Regions from separate parts of the Homo sapiens genome. Here region 2 is linked to region 1. Evidence: chromatin loops called from intact Hi-C (ENCODE). Cell type or tissue: GM12878. All regions are shown on one strand. Links, peaks and the distances in the headings refer to the core of each region. The heading gives the core; the rest is flanking DNA. Region 1 overlaps USP44 (ubiquitin specific peptidase 44). Region 2 has its middle 17 kb from the start of MIR5700.

Evidence for each region. Peaks named below come from ENCODE experiments on the same cell type or tissue, not always from the same donor. Only the 100,000 strongest peaks of a DNase experiment are listed, where the experiment ranks them.
Region 2: a loop joins it to region 1, with 6 times the contacts of the local background. A loop is called at or near these places in 9 of 110 quality-filtered maps.

What each region holds. Positions count from the first base shown.
Region 1 is chr12:95,529,758-95,538,592 of GRCh38, reverse strand. USP44 (ubiquitin specific peptidase 44) reads left to right here. Exons shown (of 6, transcript NM_032147.5): 2 at 4,267-5,764. The coding sequence starts at 4,337. Among named protein-coding and RNA genes, the nearest start is that of USP44, 17 kb to the left of the region's middle. In GM12878, for the core only: a CTCF peak has its summit at 4,017 (motif pointing right); a DNase peak (open chromatin) is centred at 4,042.
Region 2 is chr12:94,540,651-94,549,485 of GRCh38, reverse strand. It overlaps the pseudogene SUCLG2P2. Among named protein-coding and RNA genes, the nearest start is that of MIR5700, 17 kb to the left of the region's middle. In GM12878, for the core only: a CTCF peak has its summit at 3,124; a DNase peak (open chromatin) is centred at 3,065.

The sequences.
Region 1 (8,835 bases), core at 2,698-5,197:
GGTTTCACGTCTATTTTTAAAAAGATTTTATCTTTGAGAGACCCCCCCCTTTTAAAATGCAAATTCCCCTGGGAGAGGTCAGACCTTAGTTCTTAGCTAACATCTTGATTATCTGTTAGCACCTTAGTTGGGCTTAGTACACATTTGGCTGAGAAGAAGGAATCCCTGGCTAAAAGTGATCAACTAGAAGGAAACTAGCATTTATAATAATAATTTATTATTATTTTATTACTATTGGCAGCTAAGATGTACTCAGGGCCATATTATTAAGTGTCAGGAGTTGTTCTAAGTTAATTCCCTCAACAACCCTATTGGTATTATTACCACTGTTACTTTACAGATAAGAAAACTGAGGTATGTAGCACGTAATTTATGGTCACATAGTAAATCCTGTCAAGTGTTAAACTCGGGGATTTAGATTCCAGTGTGTGCTCGCTCACCGTTTTACTGTAATCCCTCTCTTCTACCATGATGTCTCAGATAGATGACATCTAATCAAGATTTCACCCTTTTCACAATTTTGTATCAAATAGAATGATGTGTTTAATTATAGATGCCACTTCCCTTTGAAGGTCAAGTACTTTGTTATTATCTAAATAGATTTTTTAGCAATAGCTTCAATGAAACAGGTACTTTTTTTGTATTCAAGGGAATTTATTTGCAGAGTAGAGAAAGGAGTAAAGAGGTTAGTGTACAATTTAGCACATACTTAACACTATCTGAGCTGTTTTTATTTAAAACATGTTATTTTTACAATTTTGAAAGTATAGATTAATAAAGAAAGTACAGTAATTTTCAGTCCCATTACCCAGAGGTAACCTCAGAATAAATGTATTCTCACCAGGCTTTTTCCTACTGATCCTTTTCTGAAAGTGTTAACTCATTCTACGTCTTTAAAATTTTGGAATGAAATGATCTTTTTTGCTGGCATTTCCTTCTTCACCTCTGCAAGGATGTTGAACTAATAATTATTTTCGGCCTGGCGTGGTGGCTCATGACTGTAATCCCAGCACTTTGGGAGGCCAAGGCAGGCAGGTCACGAGGTCGGGAGCTCAAGACTAGCCTGGCCAACATGGTGAAACCCCGTCTCTACTAAAAATACAAAAATTAGCTGGACATGGTGACGTGTGCCTGTAATCCCAGCTACTCGGGAGGCTAAGGCAGGAGAATCGCTTGAACCCAGGAGGTGGAGGTTGCAGTGAGCTAAGATAGCACCCCTGCACTCCAGCCTGGGCGACAGAGTGAGACTCTGTCTCAAAAAATAAAATAATATAAAAATTATTTTCTATGGTTTGCCAGAAACATGTTTAACTAAATTTTCTCTGTATTCATTTTATCATTTTGAATAAAAGGTAATACAGAGCCCTAGATCCTTCCCTTAACCTCCAAATTGAGTAAATTCTCTCAACTAATGTTTGTTAAGCACTAATTCTACCTCTGCCCCCTTCTTCAAAACTGCTATACTCCTGCAGCTTTAATTTCCTTATAATTTCTGGACTGCTAGTCTCTCTTAATCACTCGTCCCTTCTCCAGAGCTCTTTGTAATTCAGATCCCTCTGTAACCCACAGATCTGATCATATCATTCTCCTCTACAGATTTCTTCAGTGGCTCTGTGTTGCTCATAGGCCCTAGAAGCAAGCTTGGGGATGATTAGGGCAAGTAATTCTCTGAGTCCCAGGTACCAGCGAGTGGCCTTAGAAGGGGAGTTGCTGGTGTGTGCAGACTTCAGGTGGCCACATGCCCTTGGCCTTGCTGACTACACATTAATAGAGGAGGGTCACAGCAAGGATCCCCTAAAGTGGTTGTTTAGGTCTAGATGCAGACCATGCTACTGTGTGTTGAGAGTAGACTGTTGGTGGCAGTAAGGACAGAAGTGGAGAGACCATCTGGGAGCCTTACTGCAGTAATCCCGGTAAGACTTGATTGTAGCTTGGATCAGGCTGGTGGCAGTAGAGGCACTAAGTAAGTCAGATTCTCAGTATATTTTGGAGGTAGAGTCAATCATTTTTCCTGAAGGATTGATTTAGAGAGAGAGAGTCAAGGATGACTCTAAGGTTTCTTGCCTCAGTACAGAAAGATATGGGATAGTGGAATATATAAATCACTGATGTCTCAATTCTGCCATTAGCAACTATTGTCAAATCCTAGGTGTTCTAATAAAGTACCATATTTGACCAGATTTTAAACCTCTGGAAATTTTTAGAGAGAGGAGTAAATTTAAAATGTGCACTTAAAACGTGTGAAATGGGGGCTGGGCACGGTGGCTCACGCTTGTAATCCTAGCACTTTGGGAGGGTTAGGCGGGTAGATCACTTGAGGCCAGGAGTTCAAGACCAGCCTGGGCAACATGGTGAAACTATGTCTGTACCAAAAATACAAAAATTAGCCAGGCGTAATGGCACATGCCTGTGGTCTCAGCTACTGGGGATGCTGAGGTGCGAGAATCGCTGGAACCTGGGAGGTGGAGGTTGCAGTGAGCTGAGACTGCACCACTGCAGTCCAGCTTAGGTGACAGAACAAGACCCTATCTCAAAAAAAAAAAAAAAAAAAAAGGAAAAAAAAGGAAAGAAAGAAACATGTGAACATGTGAGATTTGGGACTGGTCAGTACCTGATACCTAAAAATTAAGGAACGAATATGAGATTTTACAAAAAGAGGTGGGAAGGAACCAAAAATCAACTGCTTTTGCAGTTTTCTTAAGGCCTGGAGGTGGCACTTGCAGGTACCGTTGAAATTCACAGTTTCAACTGCCCTAAAAATTTAATGCCTTGGTCATGATACATAGGGTGTTTTTAGTGTTCCGTAACTAGGTCTCCACCCAAACCCTGAAATTTGTCTTTGATTTGTATTAAATCAATGAAAAAAGTGTTTGTGATCACGGCTTTTTAAATAAGATTTCTGTTCATTACATGTAAATAACTTACAGCAGAAGTGTTCCTGACTTTAACTGATAAAGGAACAAGTTCTGTGTCAAAAATCACATAAGCTTTTTTAAAAAAATAAGCTTATAATTTCAGATAGGTTTAGGCCTGCTAGAATGTAATAAAAGCTTATTGCCACCCACTTCATATTCTTCCTTTTTTTCTCTTTATTTCCTTGTATGTTTCTGAGAATATTCAAATACAAAAGCACATTCTCCTCTTCTGTCTTTCTCTTTCCCTAAAGCCAACTGTCAAGTCTGTTCGGCCTCAGAGTATGTTATAGAGCCATGAATTAAAGGTAATTATTGATTTACCAAATGGAAAAAAATAAGTTTAATGGTAATATGATTTATTTAAATAGGGTAATAAGATTCGTTCACTATAGATACAATTAAAACTACCATTTACCATGTGTCAGATAAATATTATCTCTCAGTTCTTCAACAACTCAATTGAAGTTGGTATGATTTTCCCTCTTTTACAGATGGTTTAGAGAAGTTAAAACATTTGCTCAAAATCATACATTTAACAGTGTGTGGCAAAGGTACAATTCAAACCTATGTTTTTCTGCCTTAAAACTCACCTTTTCATCTTTGATTATGTTTTATTAACTCCACATAAGGCTCATAATGTTTATAAATATTAGTGAGATATATTTGGGTCTTGCCAACCCCTGTCATTAAGAAAAGGGGCCAGGCACAGTGGTTCACGCCTGTAATCCCAGCACTTTGGGAGGCCAAGGCGGGTAGATGACCCGAGCTCAGGAGTTCAAGACCAGCCTGGGCAACATGACGAAACCTTGTCTCTAGTAAAAATACGAAAAACAGATTAGCTGAATGTGGTGGTGCACTCCTATAATCCCAGCTACCCGGGAGGCTGAGGCACAGCAATCACGTGAGCCCAGGAGGCAGGGGTTGCAGTGAGCTGAGATCGCACCACTGCACTCCAGCCTGGGCCACAGAGCAAGACTCTGTCTCAAAAAAAAAAAAAAAAGGGAATGCAGTTTTGGAAACTGCCCTCAGACTACTGGGTAAAAAAGGATAGATCTTAAGCTATTTCAGTGGAAAGTGATTACTACCCATTTTTCACCACTAGATGGTGGCAGAAAGTTAAAAACAAAAGCTAAAGGCGCCTCATTAGAGAAAGTGAAGTGTCTGTGCTTTCAGAGCAAGGTGGATGTGAGGTTAGGGAAGTTTAGAGAAAGGGAAATGGGAGAACTGCCAATGGTATTATGATAAGCAGCCTAGAAATTGGGAGCAGAGGACACAAATCTTTATTATTCTTGGGAAAAAATATGAAAAATATTAGCATCTTGTTATTAACACTTGACATTGTTCTGTTTAGTTTTCAGATGCTTCAAGTGTTGTGAACAGAGACTTGTTTGGATTATGCATTTCTCAGCTAGACTAAATAAATGCTAGCAATGGATACGTGCAAACATGTTGGGCAGCTGCAGCTTGCTCAAGACCATTCCAGCCTCAACCCTCAGAAATGGCACTGTGTGGACTGCAACACGACCGAGTCCATTTGGGCTTGCCTTAGCTGCTCCCATGTTGCCTGTGGAAGATATATTGAAGAGCATGCACTCAAGCACTTTCAAGAAAGCAGTCATCCTGTTGCATTGGAGGTGAATGAGATGTACGTTTTTTGTTACCTTTGTGATGATTATGTTCTGAATGATAACACAACTGGAGACCTGAAGTTACTACGACGTACATTAAGTGCCATCAAAAGTCAAAATTATCACTGCACAACTCGTAGTGGGAGGTTTTTACGGTCCATGGGTACAGGTGATGATTCTTATTTCTTACATGACGGTGCCCAATCTCTGCTTCAAAGTGAAGATCAACTGTATACTGCTCTTTGGCACAGGAGAAGGATACTAATGGGTAAAATCTTTCGAACATGGTTTGAACAATCACCCATTGGAAGAAAAAAGCAAGAAGAACCATTTCAGGAAAAAATAGTAGTAAAAAGAGAAGTAAAGAAAAGACGGCAGGAATTGGAGTATCAAGTTAAAGCAGAATTGGAAAGTATGCCTCCAAGAAAGAGTTTACGTTTACAAGGGCTCGCTCAGTCGACCATAATAGAAATAGTTTCTGTTCAGGTGCCAGCACAAACGCCAGCATCACCAGCAAAAGATAAAGTACTCTCTACCTCAGAAAATGAAATATCTCAAAAAGTCAGTGACTCCTCAGTTAAACGAAGGCCAATAGTAACTCCTGGTGTAACAGGATTGAGAAATTTGGGAAATACTTGCTATATGAATTCTGTTCTTCAGGTGTTGAGTCATTTACTTATTTTTCGACAATGTTTTTTAAAGCTTGATCTGAACCAATGGCTGGCTATGACTGCTAGCGAGAAGACAAGATCTTGTAAGCATCCACCAGTCACAGATACAGTAGTATATCAAATGAATGAATGTCAGGAAAAAGATACAGGTTTTGTTTGCTCCAGACAATCAAGTCTGTCATCAGGACTAAGTGGTGGAGCATCAAAAGGTAGAAAGATGGAACTTATTCAGCCAAAGGAGCCAACTTCACAGTACATTTCTCTTTGTCATGAATTGCATACTTTGTTCCAAGTCATGTGGTCTGGAAAGTGGGCGTTGGTCTCACCATTTGCTATGCTACACTCAGTGTGGAGACTCATTCCTGCCTTTCGTGGTTACGCCCAACAAGACGCTCAGGAATTTCTTTGTGAACTTTTAGATAAAATACAACGTGAATTAGAGACAACTGGTACCAGTTTACCAGCTCTTATCCCCACTTCTCAAAGGAAACTCATCAAACAAGTTCTGAATGTTGTAAATAACATTTTTCATGGACAACTTCTTAGTCAGGTATGGATTTTTAAGAATCTTATTTTCATCATTGGGAGTTCATAAAGTGTAGCCTATAAAAAGGCATATTCTATGTACATCTAGTGTGTTGAGCTAGTACCATTTTCAGGTCAAAATAGATTGTTTTTATAAATATGTATAGAGAAATCAGCTCACTCAATTCCTTCTTTCATGAATCATTGGAAGTAGTTTTACATCTATGGTAGCAAAAGCTTTTGGAGGGAGGGAGAAATCAGGAGACGGAGCTCTCTAGGTTACCAATATTACATTCATTATCTGAGGGATTGAGAAGAGGAGGGTTTAATCCCAGAGGGAACGGATTTAAAGATGCTGCTATTCTCGGGATGAAAATGGTGCACATGGCCGGGCGTGGGGGCTCACACCTATAATCCCAGCACTTTGGGAAGCCAAGGCGGGTAGATCAGCTGAAGTCAGGAGTTCAAGACCAGCCTGACCAACATGGTGTAACCCCATCTCTACTAAAAATACAAAAGCTAGCTGAGTGTGGTGGCAGACGCCTGTAATCTCAGCTACTTGGGAGGCTGAGTCAGGAGAATCGCTTGAACCCAGGAGGTGGAGGTTGCAATGAGCTGAAATCACACCACTGCACTCCAGCCTGGGTGACAGAGCGAGACTCCGTCTCAAAAAAAAAAAAAAAAAACCCAAAGAAAGAAAGAAAATGGTGCACACTTGAGCAATTTCAGGGACCAAGGAGTAGCCCTGGAGGACTTCCTATAAAATCAAAGGGTCATGGTCTGAGAGCTTTAACAAGTAGGTAGGGAAATTTTAAGGTAAACAAATGTGATTTCATCTAGAATAATCTTATATGATTTTCCTTTATTTTAATTACTACTCAAAAGTTTCCTTTGTCATGATAAGGTGGACTATAAAACCAGAATCTTCGAAGTAAAGGTTCTCTATACTGAGTGGACTTATTGGTGAACTGTTAATAGACATAAGGTTCTCTACTTTCCCATAACACACAAATTTAAACAAAATTTTTTTTATAACTGAGGCTATTAGGCTTTTAGGTCATTTCCTTCCCCCTGCACACCTGCCTCTGTTCTTCAGTTCAACTTGCATTGTAATAAGGCCATCTTTTGTTTTTATAGCATACTTTCCTAAAATGTTGTTTAAGTATTTCAGATGTAATTCTTCTTAAGGAATATCTATGAAGTTTATTTTTCAGTGTTTCAGAAATGCAAAGATTTTGTGTCAATTAGCAAATAAGAATTGTACTGCAATTTTACTTCTCCATCTTTCTCTGTCATTTCCTTTTTATGCAAAAGTTTTAAAATACACTGTTACAGAGTGCAACATATAGTTGCAGGAAACCTATATAATATAGGAAATCTATATAGAAGGAAAGAAAAATCATTCTCTAATCCTATAACCCCACAATCCATTGGTAAAACTATTTATATTTTGGTATATTTTCTAGTCTTTTTTTCTCCTGCACATGTATAAATATTTTTTCCCATAATTGGTCATTTTGCATTTATCTGCTTTTCCCATTTAATATTGTAATTATTTTCCAATAATTAAAAATATTTCATCATTCTTTTCAAAACATTTCAATGTTCATAATTTTTTTGTGTGTTTTTTTTGGTATATGTCTGCTATTTAACATCATATGTTTTTTTTTGTTTTTGTTTTTGTTTTTTTGAGACAGAGTCTCACTCTGTTGCCCAGGCTGGAGTGCAGTGGCGCGATCTCGGCTCACTGCAAGCTCCACCTGCTGGGTTCACGCCATTCTCCTGCCTCAGCCTCCCAAGTAGCTGGGACTACAGGCGCCTGCCACCACACCCAGCCAATTTTTTGTGTTTTTAGTAGAGACGGGGTTTCACCATGTTAGCCAGGATGGTCTCGATCTCCTGACCTTGTGATCCACGCGCCTCGGCCTCCCAAAGTGCTGGGATTACAGGCATGAGCCACTGCTCCTGGCCACATCGTATGTTTATACCGTAACTTAACCATTCCCCTATTGTTGACTGTTTTTAATTTTTTTCATTATTATAATGTCATCAATTAATTTTTCTGACTTCCTTATGACAGAGTCTTAGAAGTTGACTTTGTCAGAGTAAGACTTCTGATACTTGGTGACAAAGTTCTTTCCAGAAAGTGTTTTTCTTTTATATCTATCTATCTATCTATCTATCTATCTATCTATCTATCTATCTATATTTCCAGTAGTATGAAAGTTGCTATGTGCTTATTTTTTCCTTTATAAATGTATTTTCAAATTAATAAAAATTATTGTACCAGCTTTTTGCTTCTCTTTCTTTAATACACTCTTAGGGAACTGGTTCTCAGGAGATTTAAGACAGTTGGTTGCTGTAATGGCTTTTCCTTTCTATTTTTTATTTTTTTTATAGAGACAAGGTCTCACTGTGTTGCCCAGGCTGGTCTCAAACTCCTGGGCTCAAGCAGCCCTCCCGCTTTGGCCTCTCAAAGTGCTGGGATTACAGGCATGAGCCACTACACCCAGACTGGGATGGCTTTTTGTGTGTTTTTGCTTTTGTTTTTGTTTTTTTTGTTTAATTCAAGAAAATTCTCAAAATGTCTGGCCCTGGCACTACTGAGTCCTTAGACTATAAACGCCAGGAGAGTTCTTTGTGTCAATTTGTGAAATCTAAAATCTGTATTACAACTGGCTTCTTTATTTTGTTGCCTGTGCCAGGACTATAGCTTGTATGAAAGAGGTTCTTTATAATATTTCATATCATATGTGAATTGTTAGTTCATGGAGTCTGTCTTCAATTATGTGCAGTGTTTGTTGGCATTAAATCCTGCTGAATGTTTCACTGAAGTTACTATTCATTTCCTTTCCGGTTGCTACATTGCCTATGTAAGTTGTTAAAACAGCTCCATGTTTTTCGTGTTTTCTGTGTTTGGATGGGGATTTTAATGTTATGTTTGCTTTAAGTAGGAGTATGACATCATTATTTATGTCATATATCTTGTCTTTTGAAATTATCAGTTGTCAGGGCCTTAAAATCTGCATAATGAAAAGATAGTATTTTACTTGTAATATGGTTAAGATTGGATTGGGTTAAGAGGTTATAGGATTT
Region 2 (8,835 bases), core at 2,085-4,584, 990 kb after region 1:
AACGGCTGAAGTAATGGGGAGTCTGCTGTTGAGTATTTCCTGGGCCTCTTGGACGTTGGTTCCTTCAAGCCAAACCACAAGGGGCACCTTGAGTTCTAGCTCCTGGCAGGCTTTGGTGATCCCATTGGCAATGATGGCACAGTTGACGATACCACCAAAAATATTGACAAGGATGGCTTCAACCTTAGGATCAGCTGTGGGCAATGTGAATGCTTGATATACTTGAGCTTCCTTTACACCACCTCCAAGATCCAAGAAGCTGGCTGGCTTCCTACCATTAAGGAAAATGATATCACAAGTAGCCATGGCGAGCCCAGCACCATTCACAAAGCAGGCAATGTTCCCATCTAGTCCTATGTATTTTAGATCATATTTGGCAGCTTCATTTTCAATGGGCTCATTCTCTGATTTGTCGTCCATAGCAAATATGTCTTTTTGTTGGAATTCTGCATTGTCATCAAAGTTTATCTTGGCATCAAAACAGACAACTTGTCCTTCTGGAGTTTCACCAAAGGGATTCACTTCCACCTGAGTAGCATCAATTTTCAGGAAGAGATTATACAGCTTCGTAATTTGATCTGCAGCCTGGCTTTTCAAAGGCCCAACGAAGCCTAGATTTTCTGCCATCCGCTGAGCTTGGCTGTCCTTTATTCCTTCAAAAATGTCAATTTGCTCCTTAAAAATGAGCTCTGGGTTTGAAGCAGCCACCTCTTCAATGTCGATGCCCTCCTGGGGGCTGCCCACCAGCATGGGGCCATTGCAGGACTGGTCCATCAGAATTGCCAGGTAGGTTTCTCTGGAAATGTCCAAGGCTTCAGCAACCATCACCTTGTTAACTTTCACACCTTCTTTTGGAGTTTGTTTTGTCGCTAGATTGTACCCAATCATCTGTTTAGCCAGCTGTCCCACAACATTAGGGTCTTTTGTTAAATGAACACCTCTTTTCAAACCACTATTGAAGACACCTTTTCCTCTTCCTCCAGCTAAGATCTGGGCTTTTAAAACAATTTCTTTTGCATTTAGTCTCTTAGCGGCCTCAAGAGCTTCATTCGCAGTGTCTGCTACAAAGAATCTTTGAACTGTCACTCTGTTATCAGACATCAGTTTCTTGCTCTGGCATTCCTGCAGGCTCAGCCATCTTCTGGAGGTTAATTGAACTGCCCGGGACCTGGCCACCAGGAAGCGGGGCAGCAGCGCTAGGGCTTGCAGAAGCTTCCAGGCCTGCGCTGCCATGGGGGACGCTATCTTAAACAGGAAACCTAGCACTCTAACAGCCTTTTAACTACTGCCCCTTTCCCTTTTTTCCTGCCTTGTGTGAAGATGTGATGCGTGGAACCGTGGCAGCCATCTTGCAACCATGAAGTGATGAGAATGAGAACTAAAAGCCAAGCAGCTAAGGATGGCAGAAGAAAGCCGGACAGGAGCTGGGTCTCTGTGAGCCCCGTTGAGCAGTTGAGTCAATGCTGGGAATCATCTGTCTGGAGACTTCTTGTGATGTGAAGTCTTAAATGTCTTTCCTTATGCCTTTGATAATGGCCATTAGTTGCATCATAAGCCATTTGTAATTGACACAGGGAGTAGGAAGATGAAGGTAACAATGTGAGCAAACTTATCACATGTTGATGTGGCGCTCTTGAAGCAGCTATTTTAGTCTGAGAGGCAGTTTTTTTGTTTGTTTGCTTTTTTTTAGGTAGCTGGGGGGAAAGCCAAACTATTAAATATTTAGTTTTTAATTATTGTTACTAAGTAGTACATTCAGTAGTCATCAGGCCCACATCCCTTGTCCCTTGTTTGTCTTTTTCACTTAGGCCTGCTTTGAATTTTTAATATAAAACAGTGTTTCGAGCAATTTTGTGGAGAGTGTTTTCAAATGGTCACATCAGACATTCCCTGGGTCAAAATGGCCACAGCAAATAGGCCTCCGCCAAGTGTATGGCCTCACCTGGAGCAAAGGCACGGGAGGCAGGGATCTGTGGAGTAGGGTGAGGACACAGCAAGTTAAGATGGGGGCGGGGTCATGTGGAGTGGAACTCAGAGAGTTGGGGGTTGAGTGTAGAGTAGAATAGGGGCAAAATATGTGAAATGCAGGGCTTGGGAAAGGTGGGAGCCCTTCTTTCCCAAATGCAAATTGGGAGCACCCATTTCACTGGGATGTTCTTGGCCTCCATCCCATCCTGCCTATTTTGTGCACCTTCAGATGGCCTGCTCTCATCTCAGCCCCACCTGGGGGCCTGTGAGAAACGTGGTTGCCCCAGTGTCACACAGGAAGTATGGCTGTCTCTGCTGCTGAGGTCTAAAGTCCATCCTGGGGTGAAGATGTGGTCGTCTGGTTGGAATCAGGGACCAGGAGACTTGACTGGAAGTTTCTAGTGTCTGATGCTGGTTGCTTAGGGGAGTCACCAGACAGTCCCCATGATGCCACCTGCAGAGGAAGTAGAAAGATGAGATCCAGAGATCCAGAGCAGAGAGAGAGTGGAGGACCCAGCGGCCGATGGGGACAGTGCAGAGCATCCCCATCCATATTCAGACATGCAGATGGATTGGAGTACTTGACGATGATTGCATAGCATCCGGATTGGGAATGACGAATTCAGCCTCCACCACAAGTGCAAAGTCCCTGGGACCAGCTGTCCAGAGTCACCCAGTTCTTAATCACTAGACCTCTGGAGATAATGGTCCCCATCCTCACACTTCACCCTTCCCCAGACTGCCCCAAATGTAGCTCTTCTGATGACAGTATTCTCCAGGCTTTATGAAGTTTTACTAATTGTGGCTGGTTAGTTATTTCTGAAGAAATTGTTTCTAGTCCCGGTGTTGAAGGATAGCACTTGAGCAAACAGACAAAACACTTAATAAACATTCCAAGGCCATTGGCCTTTGGAGAAAGCTTGTCTTTTGGTCATATCACTTCTTCTAATGTGGCTTTTTTCCCCCTCAGAGAAGGGTGTTAGAGGACAGGGCATTTTCCCTCTAGACATTGTCAGCGGGACAGTTCCATGAGTGTATTGGCGGTTCCTGGTCATGTGCTGTGATCACCAAGGTTCAGCCATTTTTGTGTCTGGGGAACCGGCAGGTTCCTTCGGTATAACGCTCCCCATTGCTGAGGTTATAGCAACCTCTAGGGGTTGCCACGGGTTACTGTGCTGGCTACAGTGTCTTGGATCCCTTTAAAGTTGGAGTTCTCAGGGTTTCCTACAGGTGTTCCAGGGGAGCACGGAGGGTCTGATGGCTGGACTTTAGCGTCGCCTCCATCTGCTGCCCATGGTCTGCAACTTAGGGTGTCAGCTTGCCTAGACCCACCTAAGAATCACCCCCACTCTAACTGCACACACGCAACATACACACGTGCGCACACAGCCCCTGCTCTGAAGGGGGTGTGCATTTGCCTCACTCCTCTTGTTGAAGCCCCCCGAGTTCCCCTAGTTCTTCCCTATGTCCCCAACCTCCTCATTCGCTGAACACAAACAAGTGTGTTTGTGTTCACATGTGGCCCTGGAGAGCTGTTGCCAAGCGGCATTTACCATTTTCCTGAATCTCTTAGCAGGGGCGTTCCAGGCTCTAGTTTTTATGATTTATCTCAAAATCCAATCCAATCTCGTCACCCTCTGCTTACAGCCTGTGGCAATTTCCCATTTCCCCTTCTTGTGGCCTATAAGGCCCCTTTCCCGTCTCCCTGCCCTCTTCACCCTCGTCTCTCCTGACACACCATCCCCACCTGCTAGTCAGAATGAATTTCTTTTTGTACTTCAAAAGCTCTCTTCTTATTCTTGAAATGTTACAATTAATCCCATGTGGCCACAGCTCTGTGTACAGCATGGCAGTGTCTAATAATTAGTTATGAGTGTGTGGGTATCATCCAGTATTCAGCAGGGCAACTGTGATTTGCCCACTGCAAAGCTCCAAGTACCCACTTTGAAAGATACCAAAGAAGGTTAAGACACAGTTCCTACTTCCAGGGAATTTTACCTTCTAGTTGGGTAAGACATGAACACATGAAATGACTAGAAAACAAGGAAGTGTTAAAACAGAGGTTGCAAACTGGTGGACTATGAGCTGAAGCTAGGCCTTAAAAAATGTGTCTTGTTTCAAAATAACAATCTTAGCCAGCTCAGTTGTCATTTTCCAATTTTTAAAATTCTGGTAAAATACATATAACATTAAATTTACTATTTCAACCATTTTTAAGTGTGAAATTCAGTGGCACTAAGTACATTCATATTGGTGTGCAGCCATCCCCACCGTCTACCTCCAGAACTTTTTTCATAATTTTTTTTTTTTTTTAAGATGGAGTCTCACTCTGTCACCCAGGCTGGAGTGCAGTGGCGCGATCTCGGCTCACTGCAACCTCCGCCTCCCAGGTTCAAGCGATTCTCCTGTCTCAGCCTCCCAAGTAGCTGGGACTACAGGCACCTGCCACTGTGCCCAGATAATTTTTTGTATTTTTAGTGGACATGAGGTTTCACCATGTTGGCCAGGCTGGTCTCAAACTCCTGACCTCAGGTGATCTACCCACCTCGGCCTCCCAAAGTGCTGGGATTACAGGCGTGAGCCACTGCACCCAGCCTAGAACTTTTTTCATCTTGCGAATCTGAAACTTTGTACCCATTAATCACTAATTCCCCATTCTTGCCCCCCACCCACTTCCTGGCAACCACCATTTCACTGTCTCTGTGGTTTTGACTAAGTATTGCAGCTCATACGAATGGAATCGAACAGTAATTTATCCTTCTATTACTGACTTATTTCATTTAGCAGAATGTCCTGAGGATTCATCTGTGTTGCATATATCAGCATTTCCCTCCTCGTAAGGCTAAATAATATTCCATCATGTGATATATATATATGTGTGTCACATTTTGCTTATCTATTCATTTGTCAATGGACACTTGGGTTGCATCCGCATTTTAGCTCTCATGAATAATGCTGCTATGAATATGGGTGTACAAATATATCTTCAAGACTCTGCTTTCAGTTCTTTTGAGTATATACCCAGAAGTGGAATTGCTGGATCATATGCTAATTCTATTTTTAAATGTTTGAGGAACTGCCATACTGTTTTCTACAGCAGCTGCACCGTTTTCCATTCCCACCAACAGCGCTCCAATTTCTCTACATCCTCACCAACACTTATTTTCTATTTTGTTTTTGTTTGGTTTTGTTTTTTACTAGTAGCCGTTGTAATGGATGTGAGGTGGCCAACACAGTTAATTTTTAAAAAATTAGTTATCAATGTCTTAAAATCAAATTTCACTTTAAAAATGTATATTTTCAGTTTTTTTGAAAAATTGGAAAACTCTGGCTGGTCTGGCCTGTCCTTGTCCCTGGTAACAGTTGGCTAGAGCTAAGTAGCAACTGCCCCTTGGCACAGGGCAGGGCCTGCAATTTCCAGCTCAGCTCGCACCTCTCCTGTAGGTTCCTTAACACAAAAAATAAAAGCAGGTGCCTCTCACCCCAGCACTGCCACTTTTCCCCACTGAACGGTCAGGAAGAGAGGATTTTCCTTGTATTCATCCTTGATAAAATGTGGCAAAACTAAAAGCAGACAGGGAGATAGGGAGTGAATGTCATTTTTGTGATAGTGTATACTGATTATGTTTAATTGGTAGATTAGTCCATTCTCACACTGCTGTAAAGAAATACCTGAGACTGGGTAATTTATTTTTATTTTAAAAAGAGGTTTAACTGGATCATGGTTCTGCAGGCTGTACAGGAAGCATGACGGCATCAGCTCCTGGGAGGCCTCAGGGAACTTACAATCATGGCAGAAGATGAAGGGGGCGGAGTGAGGCATCTCATGGTGGGAGAAGGAGCAAGAGAGAGAGGTGGGTAAGTGCTAGCCAGTTCTCATGTAACTGGTTACACAACCAGTAAATAACCTGTTGAGAATAACCAATTCTCATGAGAACTCTATCACGAGAACAGCACCCAAGGGTTGGTACTAAACCCTTCGTGAAGGATCCACCCCTATAATCCAATCACCTCCCACCAGGCCCCACCTCCAACTCTGGGGATTACAATTGAACATGAGGTTTGGGTAGGGACACGGATCCAAACCATATCAATTGGCAAATACAGTTTCTTATAGTCAAGCACTTCACTCATGTTAGTTCTTCCTGGCCCCTATAGGCATTTGAGTTTGTGATCCTTGGGTTAAACTCTTGGCCACTAGGTATTCTGAGACAATGGCTGCTCTGGGAGCAGGCTGATCAAAGGCAGTTTGAGAAAGGAGGCAGATTTTCACCTCTGCCTTGAAGGATCATGTATTAGTTTGCTAGGGTTGCCATAAGGAACACCACAGACTAGCTGGCTTAAACAACAGAAATTGATTTTCTCACAATTCTGCAGGTTAGAAGTTTGAGATCAGTGTCGGCAGGTTGATTTCTTTGGAGGGCTCTCTCCTTGGCTTGTTGGGGGCCACCTTCTTGCTGTGGCCTCACATGGTCTTCGCCTGTACCTGTCTGCATCCTAATCTCCTGTTCTTACAAGGATACCAGTCATATTGAATTAGGGCTCACCTCTATGACCTCATTTTACCTTAATCACCTCTTTAAAGACTCTATCTCCAAACAGTATCATATTCCCAAGTACTGGAGGTTAGGACTTCAACATGTGAATTTTGGAAGGACACAATTCAGCCCATAACAGATAGATAGGACCAGGAAGGAGGAGAGAGAAGGTACAGTGGGCATGCATTTTGCTATCTTCTTAGCACCTGTATCCATTTCTTGTTGCTATTATAACAAATTGCCACAAATGTATTGGTTTTAACAACACAAATTCATTTTTTTCCAGTTCTGGAAGTTCTAAAATGAAGCACTGGCAGAGCTACAATCCTTCTGGAGGCTGCAGGAGGGATCTAGCGCTTTGCCTTTTCCAGTTTATAGAGGCTGCCCATGTTCCTTGGCTCATGGCCCCACATGATCTGACCTTCACATTCATCTTTATGTCTCCTCTGTCTCTGACTTTCTTCTGTCTTTTTGTTTTTTGAACAGAGACAGGGTCTCACCCTGTCATCCAGGCTGGAGTACAGTGGTGTGATTATAACCTACTGCAGCCTGGAACTGCTGGGCTCCAGCGATCCTCTTGCCTTGGCCTCCCAAAGCTCTGGGACTATAGGTGCACATCACCACGCCTGGCCTCCTGCCTCTTTTTTGTCAGGATCCTTGTGATTATATTAAGCCCACCCAGATAATCCAGGATCATCTGCCCATTTCAAGATTTTTTTTTTTTTTTTGAGACGGAGTTTCCCTCTTGTTACCCAGGCTGGAGTACAATGGCGTGATTTTGGCTCACTGTAACCTCCACTTCCTGGGTTCAAGTGATTCTCCTGCCTCAGCTTTCTGAGTAGCTGGGATTACAGGTGTGTAATTAGCCTGTAGGCACAAAATTACCCACCATGCCTGGCTAATTTTATATTTTTAGAAGAGATGGAGTTTCTCCACATTGGTCAGGTTGGTCTCAAGCTCCCAACCTCAGGTGATCTGCCTGCCTCAGCCTTCCAAAGTGCTGGGATTACAAGCATGAGCCAACACGCCCAGCCTCAAGATTCTTAATCAAGTTTGCAAAATCCCAGGGATTAGGACATGGACATCTTGGGCAGGGACAGGGAAGGGATTGTTCTTTTGACCACAGCACATCTTCCTTCTTCCCCACTCCAACCTTGAAGACCTAGTGGGCGCTGTCCCTCAGAGCCCCCCATGAGAGTGTTCACATGGCCCACACTGGCCAATGTGGCCCTTGGAGGGGTTTCCCTGGAGTGGCAAAGCAGTGCGATTTGAGTCAGGGACTGGCAGAGGTCCAGCCTCCTGTAAGGTTGAAGTTTTCATCTGCATTTGTGGAGATGGAAACTGAGGTGTAGCAAGAAGGAAATAGTTCTGGTGGCATTTTTATCATCGGTTCCAATTGTTCCCAAAGCCAGCAGTTTAGGGGTCAGTATATCCTCCAGTTGTTTTGGTTCAGTTGGGTTTCTGTCCCTGCAGATCAAAATCATCTTGACATATACAGCAGCTATTTTGAATGAAGCCTAGACAGTACGGGAGTGCGGAGACAGCAGAAGCAGAGATGAGTTATCTTGAACCTAATGAAGCTTGAGCTTCAGGGCTACTACCTTATGTGAGTCCCTCTAAGGCCCTAGATGGGAGTCGTGTTCATACACTTTGCAGAATTTTTAGAAGATATATTAGTTGCAATTATTAGGACCACAACTAGCCAGGTACAGTGGTGTGTACCTGTGGTCCCAGCTACTCAGGAGGCTGAGGTGGGAGGAATGCTTGAGCCCAGGAGTTTGAGAACAGCCTGGGCAACATAGTGATACCCCATTCCCCAAATATAAAATACAATAAAATAAAACAAAATATTAAGACCACATCAGCCTCCTTCCATTTCAATAGAGGGGACTCTATTAAATCTTCCCCATACCTAGCCCTGAAGTGAACATGTGCATTTAAAAAAACAGCTATGAAGAAATCAAGTCGAGGACATGTTTAATTTGTGTTAAATAGGATATATTTATAGTCATTTTGTTAAGTTTGCTAGTTGGTGGGGTATAGATATGGTTTTTAGAAAAGCTCTTTCTCGGCTGGACGCAGTGGCTCACGCCTGTAATCCCAGTGCTTTGGGAGGCCAAGACAGGTGGATTACCTGAGGTCAGGAGTTCGAGACCAGCCTGGCCAACATGGTGAAACCCCATCTCTACTAAAAATACAAAAAATGAGCCGGGTGTGGTGACAGGCACCTGTAATCCCAGGTACTCGGGAGGCTGAGGCAGGAGAATTGCTTGAACCCAGGAGGTGGAGGTTGTAGTGAAATGAGATTGTGCCACTGCACTCCAGCCTG